2 separate regions of the Homo sapiens genome follow, and region 1 is linked to region 2. The links are chromatin contacts, found by Hi-C or POLR2A ChIA-PET in ENCODE. All regions are on one chromosome and are shown on one strand. Each heading gives the region's core, a stretch centred on a gene start or an enhancer-like site at or near the end of the contact. The rest is flanking DNA. Distances are from core to core; before and after follow the strand shown. Region 1 overlaps VAC14 (VAC14 component of PIKFYVE complex). Region 2 overlaps WWP2 (WW domain containing E3 ubiquitin protein ligase 2).

What was found. A loop is a pair of places that touch in the nucleus more often than their neighbours do. ChIA-PET counts read pairs that join two places held with the same protein, here RNA polymerase II (POLR2A).
Region 1: a map of HepG2 shows a loop between it and region 2 (19-fold over the local background). The contact joins two enhancer-like sites. A Hi-C loop is called at or near these places in 1 of 168 maps with a recorded cell type or tissue (HepG2). POLR2A ChIA-PET finds 5 or more read pairs at or near these places in 2 of 52 experiments (CD8-positive, alpha-beta memory T cell and T-cell).

What each region holds. Positions count from the first base shown.
Region 1 is chr16:70,724,003-70,727,040 of GRCh38, forward strand. All of the region lies in intron 14 of VAC14 (VAC14 component of PIKFYVE complex), which reads right to left. Among named protein-coding and RNA genes, the nearest start is that of VAC14-AS1, 30 kb to the right of the region's middle. RefSeq lists an enhancer at 2,364-2,658. Within about 2 kb of position 1,534, at least 21 of the 41 ENCODE cell types and tissues checked have a DNase peak (open chromatin) inside an H3K27ac peak, as active enhancers do.
Region 2 is chr16:69,832,301-69,835,696 of GRCh38, forward strand. The region is part of intron 4 of WWP2 (WW domain containing E3 ubiquitin protein ligase 2); the gene reads left to right. Among named protein-coding and RNA genes, the nearest start is that of WWP2, 72 kb to the left of the region's middle. Within about 2 kb of position 1,876, at least 9 of the 41 ENCODE cell types and tissues checked have a DNase peak (open chromatin) inside an H3K27ac peak, as active enhancers do.

The sequences.
Region 1 (3,038 bases), core at 284-2,783, 890 kb after region 2:
TTGCCAAGTTCACCTGTGACCTCTAGTCTCCTCCCACCAGCCCTGCTCAAAGCCCAGTGGACCCCGCAAACACCAAGATGCCACCCCTTTGAGGCTCTTGGGCCCCCTAGGCACACTGTGCAGGGCTCCCTCTGGCCAGCATTTCCTCTACTCCCCTCATACCCCAGGTCAGACCTAATTCATCCCAGCCTGGTCTAGCAAGGCCTGCCACATGTGGTATCCATTTTGCAGGAGAAAAGCCATCCCTTGTTACAGGGAGTGCCAGTGTGTATGACACTGTGGGGACTGCTTGGAGGAGGCAGAGCAAGGCCAGGACCACCCCCCACTCCATCTCCAGCCACTTCTGGGTCAACAGGGAACAACCTCCGATGGTTCTGTGAGGTGCAAGGACGCTGGTCATTTTGCCATGGACTAGGGAACAATGGAATGCAGGCTGGGCCAGGCTCTCTGGGCTCCCTGAACTTTGCACCTCACAAGGTCATCTTTTCACCTGGGAAGGCAGCACTCTTTTTCTCCCAACAGTCTTTTCTGTGTGTCAGACTGGGCCTCTTGGGCCTCCTGGGTCCCCCTGCCATTCCCATTGCGAAGGGGTCTCTAATTAGGAGATGAGAAGCCGGGAGCCGGTTGTGTAAAGCGGCTCCTGCTGCACACACTCCTCTGCGTCCCTTGCATGGCGACAAAAACACTTCAGCCCTGGCCCCTGGGCGGGGAACGGCTGTGGAAAGCTCCAGAAGATTCACACAAGGAGCTGGACAGACAACTCAAGCCAGCAAGAAGAGAAGCTTCTGCTGAGAGGGAAGCAGGAAGCTCTGTGGAAGAATTCCTCCTGCCTGTTCAATGTCCTGTCTCCCTCCCCTCAGCTGGGGGCCCAATCGATACGGCTACGGACTTATGAAAGATCAAAACCCATCTGCATTCTGGGTAGGTGGATCGGGGCCTCTTCTAGCAAACAGACTTAGGTTGGTGCACATTTGCCACAGCAATTTATTTTTATCCTGAACAAATGAACGCAATCCATTAAAAGGGTGAGAGGAAGAGTGGGGCCGCCTAGAAGCTCTAGCTTGTGAGCTGGGGCCAGAGGCAAACAGGGATCTGGTCTGGCCACTTCACTCTAATTCGCCATCCATTAGCACCAGCACAATGGGCTTCTGGGGGCCCGGCCAATGCCTCCAGGCAGGTGAGGGGGCACCGCACAAAGACTCACAGAGTGAGGAGGGGGTCCCGATGCCAAATGGACTCGAGATTCGGCAGCTGCAGGGGATGACAGAGCCTGATGTGGGAGCTGGGCTTGGGAGGGGCGCCAGTGGTGCAGACGGCCGGTGGCCTTGGACACCTTGGTGATTTGGCCCCAGCCAAGGGCCCTGTCCACAGGGCAGAATGCACGAGGCCAGCAAAGTGGAATTTCCCAATTACGGCATGAAAGAGAGTTTCTTCTCAGGCCCTTCCCCCAGGCCCCACAATTAAAAACAAGTCCAGTTTCTAGCGGCTGCCCGGCCCCCCACCCCCTCAGTGACCAATCAGCTCCCCACTCCACCTATTCCCCCTCTTCCCAACACAAGGGCTCTTATGCAAACCCAGGACACTGGGGAGGGGCAGTAGCAGAGGCACATATTAGGGACTGAGCATTTGCTCAGCTGGACAGGCTGCCACGCCTGTCTGTAGCAGAGGTGAGAGGAGGCCCAGAATGAACCGGAAGCCTTGCTGCTGGGCTTCTCTGGGTCAGGATCTCGTGAAAGAAGTCCCATGACTGCTTCCTCCTTTCCCTTGTGGGCCCCATCCTCTCCAAATGCCCGCCTCATCTTAGGAGTGCCCTGTTCTCCTGGGAGGTGGCTCGGACCTCATCTACCATTAACTGGGCCGGTTCGGATCAGGCCCTGGCATTCACCGCATACAGTGGCTCATTACAGATGCAAGCATTCTCCACCAGTCCTCTCTGCAAGGCGGCAGGGAGGAAGAGGAGGGGAAAAATGCACAGTCGCTGAAGCCAAAGCGCGGCTGGCCGGAGGGCCGTGTTGGCAGGCAGAGCGACTGTCTTCAGACTTGCTCGCTTCCCAGCACAGAAGCAGGCCTTGTAAAGATCACAGCTGTCGGGTCACGCTGGAGTTCATATCACAGTTTATCAAAGAGGCTGGGTTTTCTCCCTCCTCTCCTTTCTACTGAGGATAAGTGGATGGTTCACGGGGAGACAAGGCCTGGGCTTGTTCTGCCTGCATTAGCATGGAGGGTGGGAAGAGGCCGGGGGAAGGCAACGCACACCAACACCTACTCCGGGCAGAGTTGTTTTAGCGGAGCCGGGCCGGGCCGCTGGTGGGTGCCCTGGGCACTGGGGCAACAGGGCCGGTGCACTGGAGCCAGCTCTCGGCACGGAAGGTGCCATGATTTCATCCCCTCAGGGGTGTGGTTCCCCCTCCACAGACCACCCTGGGAAGCACAAGCCCTGTGGGGAGGCTGAACAACAGCCCCGCTTTATCAGACACAGCCAGCACTGGGGCTGAGACATGCGCCATTTATATAACCCCACCACACTATGACACGGCAGGCACTATCATCGCTGCGTCACAGACAAAGCAGAAAGGCCTTGGAAACAGGTCACACAGTTAAAAATGGGAGGAATTGGGGTTTGAGCCCCAAATGAGTGCCTCGGGAGGCTCATCTGCCTTAGTCCTGCAAAGTCCCGTGGAGGGAGTGGGGGTACAGCACCCCACCGCACATGTCGCCATCTTCGCTCTATCTGTGAGCTTGGCCTCAACTCCCTGCTGCTAAGGAAAGGGCCTGGAGCCAGAGTAGCTGGCTAAAAAATGAAGGTTTTAAAGCCACTGGCTTCACCTTGACATGCATCTCAACCGTTATGTCCACCAGAAAAGGAGGCTGTGTGGACACCGACAGGAAGTCCAACCCACTCAAGCCTGGCTGGAGCTTGGGTACCCCGTTCTCACCCCCACTGACTCCGACATGGAGGTGCGGCCTGGGAAAGCTGCCTGGGGAAGAGGAAACGCTCCCAGGGTCTTTAGGGAAATCATGCATCTTCCTCAATGCCA
Region 2 (3,396 bases), core at 626-3,125:
TCTCATCTAACTTCCCATCCCACCCCTGCTGGATTAATTTTATGAAAATCCCGACATACTTCAACTATAAATATTAATATTTTAGTGTATTTCTCTAAAAGATAAGAACTCTTAAAAACCCAACCCATGATGCCAATTTCATACCTAGAAAACTCAATGGTAATCATTTAATATTTTGAACTATCTAGTCAGTTTTTACATGTCCCCAGTTGTAGTGTAACCCTTTCATTTTATTTTTAAAAAATTTTTAATGTTTTTTGAGACAGAGTCTCACTCCATCACTCAGTCCGGAGTGCAGTGACATGGATCTCAGCTCACAGCAACCTCTGCCTCCTGGGTTCAAGTGATTCTTGTGCCTCAGCCTCCCAAGTTAGCTGGGATTACAGATGTGTGCCACCACACCTGGCTAATTTTTGTATTTTTAGTAGAGATGGGGTTTTGCCATGTTGGCCAGGCTGGCTTGAACTCCTGAACTCAAGTGATCTGCCTGCCTTGGCCTCCCAAAGTGCTGGGATTACAGGTGTGAACCACTGTGCCTGGCCCAACCTTTTTATTTTTTATTTTTATTTTTCGAGATGGGATCTTGCTCTCTTGCCTAGGCTGGAGTGCAGTGATGCAAACATGGCTCAGTGCAGCCTTGACCTTCTGGGCTCAAGTGATTCTCCTGCCTAGCCTCCCATGAAGGTGGGACCGCAGGTGCACGCCACCACGTCCAACTAATTATTTTATTTTATTTTTTATACAGATGGGGTCTCACTTTGTTGCCCAGGCTGGTCTCAAACTCTTGGACTCAAGCGAGCCCCCTGCCTTGGCCTCCCAAAGTGCTGGGATTACAGGCGTGAGCCACTGTGCTCAGCCTTTTTAAGCCATCGGTTTGTCTGAGTCAGGAACCAAACAAGATTGATATATCTTTTCAGTCTCTCTTAACTTAGAGGTAGTCCTCCCTCTTTTTACTCCTTGCAGTGTGTTGTTGAAGAAACTGGACAGCGTGTCCTTTACAGTTTCCCACACTTTGGATTTTGCTGTGTGTCTCCCTAAAGTGTGGGTCTGTGTGTCTCTCTGTCCCTCATGGGCAGATCTAGAGGCTGAGACTGACCTTGGTTCTTTTTTTTCTCTGGTGTGGTGATATGTGTTTCCATCAGGAGGCACATGGTGTCTGATTGTCTCTCTTGGTATGCTGGCTTTTAAAGGGCTGTCTTTCAAAGGGCACAGTCCCTGGGGACTTCCCAGAGTCTTTTCCCTAGATTCTCATATTCAGCCTTACTGCTGTCTGTCGACCTCCATAAAGTAGCATTAGAAGGTATTGGTAACCAGTTATTACTTAGAACAGAAGGGTGCAGTCGTATAGCTGAAGAAGTATGTTTGCTGATTACTGAAGTTAGCATGAGCTTAGGCCTTTGGCTTTCTTGCTGAAACCTGAGCCTCTTGCCAGCTGAATATTTTCATTATATATGTTCCATTTAGTCCTAATTGAATCAGACTTCCTCTAGCCATGCTCTAAATTGGCACTGTTTGCAGCCCCTGCCTGTGACTTGCCCAAAGCTTTGATTCCAAGAGATCAGTGGCCCTGCGGGGCCTGGCTGATGTGCTCGGTGGGGAGTCCTGGGGCTTTCTAACTCATGCTAGGGAGGAGGCCAGGGTAGAATCTTCTTAGACACTGTGTTTCTTAAAGACACTGCCATCACCTTTGCCCAAACCACCATCTGCTCTTGCCTGGATTACCACAGTGACCTCCTACCTGGTCTTGTGTACCTCAGCCCTTCTCCTGTAGCCAGACTGGTTGTGCTACAGCAGGAATCAGGTCACTTCCTTGCTCAAAACCCTGTAACGGAGTCCCGTCCCATGTTGAGCAATTTCCAAGGACCTTGTCCCAAGGCCTGACTGGGAGGCTCTGGCTACCTCCTGCCCTCATCTGCTCCTCTCTTCCCTCGCTCCACTCCAGCTGCCCTGGCCTCCCTGCCATTCCCCAGACATGCTAGGCATGCTCTCTCACCTAGCACCTCTGGGCTTGCTTTTTCCTCTGCCTAGAATGTTCTTCCTCCAGATACCCACGTGACTTCCCCCATCCTTTAGTCTTTGCTCAATTGTCACCTTCCCAGGGAGGTTTTTCTTCTCTACCCCACATCCTCTCCCAGCTTAACATTCTTCATCCCCCTTCTTTTATTTTTTCCTATTGCACTTGCCACCTTCTTTTTTAAATTTTTTTATTTCATTAAAAAATTTTTTTTTAGTTTTTTTTTTTTTGAGACGGAGTTTCGCTCTTGTTGCCCAGGCTGTGTGCAATGGTGCAATCTCGGCTCACTGCAACTTCTGTTTTCCGGGTTCAAGCGATTCTCCTGCCTCAGCCTCCCGAGTTGTTGGGATTACAGGTGCCCGCTACCACACCCAGCTCATGTTTTGTATTTTTAGTAGAGACAGGGTTTCACCATGTTGGCCAGGCTGGTCTCAAACTCCTGACCTCAAATGATCCGCCTGCCTTGGCCTCTGAAAGTGCTGGGATTACAGACGTGAGCCATGGCGCCCAGCCTGCACTTGCCACCTTCTAACAGATTATGCAATTTTCTTTTTTTTTTAAGGAAAAAAAGAAAAGAAATTGCTTATTGTCTGTTTCTGCCAAGTAGAATGTAAATGCTCTAGGAGCACAGATTTTTGCCCATCTTGTTCCTGTTGAGTCACTAGAATAGTAGGTGCTCAAGGCACGGATGTGAACAGCACGGATGCAGATAGAGCAGGGCTTGATGAGCTTGAGGGGAGCTTGTGAGCTTCCTATATGCTAACTCAGATTCCAGTTATGGAAATAGACTCACTAAACCTACTTTTTCATGGGTTTCTTGATTTTGAGCAATGCCTCCAAAGGCAGCAGGAAGACATACTGGAAGAGAAAGGGCCTCTGTAGAGCCGTCTGCACAGCTGTAGTGAAAACAGAGGGCCCCAGAGGTGAGGTGGCTAAGACTGCTATTTATAACTAAGGTTCTAGTATATGTTTTCCAGCCACACTTACGCCTTTCAGCCTCCCCTGTATGCTCGAATCTGTCACTCAATTAGCTAATGGTTTCTTTAGTCCCATTATGTATTATAGGGTTCCTCTGGCTCAATTTTTTTAAAAAGCAAATAATGAGGTGTTCTGTTCTCTGAAGTTTAATTTTTTAAATAACCTTGCCAATTTAAAAAAACCTTTCCCCAATGTTTAATTATGAAATTTGCAAACATATGGAAGAATTGAAAGAGTGATACAGTGAACACCCAAATGCCATCCACCTATTTCTGGCTCTTGTTAACATTTTTTTGCCAAATTTGTTTTATCTATATGTTATTATAGTATATGGCTGGGTGTATTTTTTTTCCTGAGCCATTTGAAGGTAAATTGCAGATATCATGACACTTTAATCCCCAAAA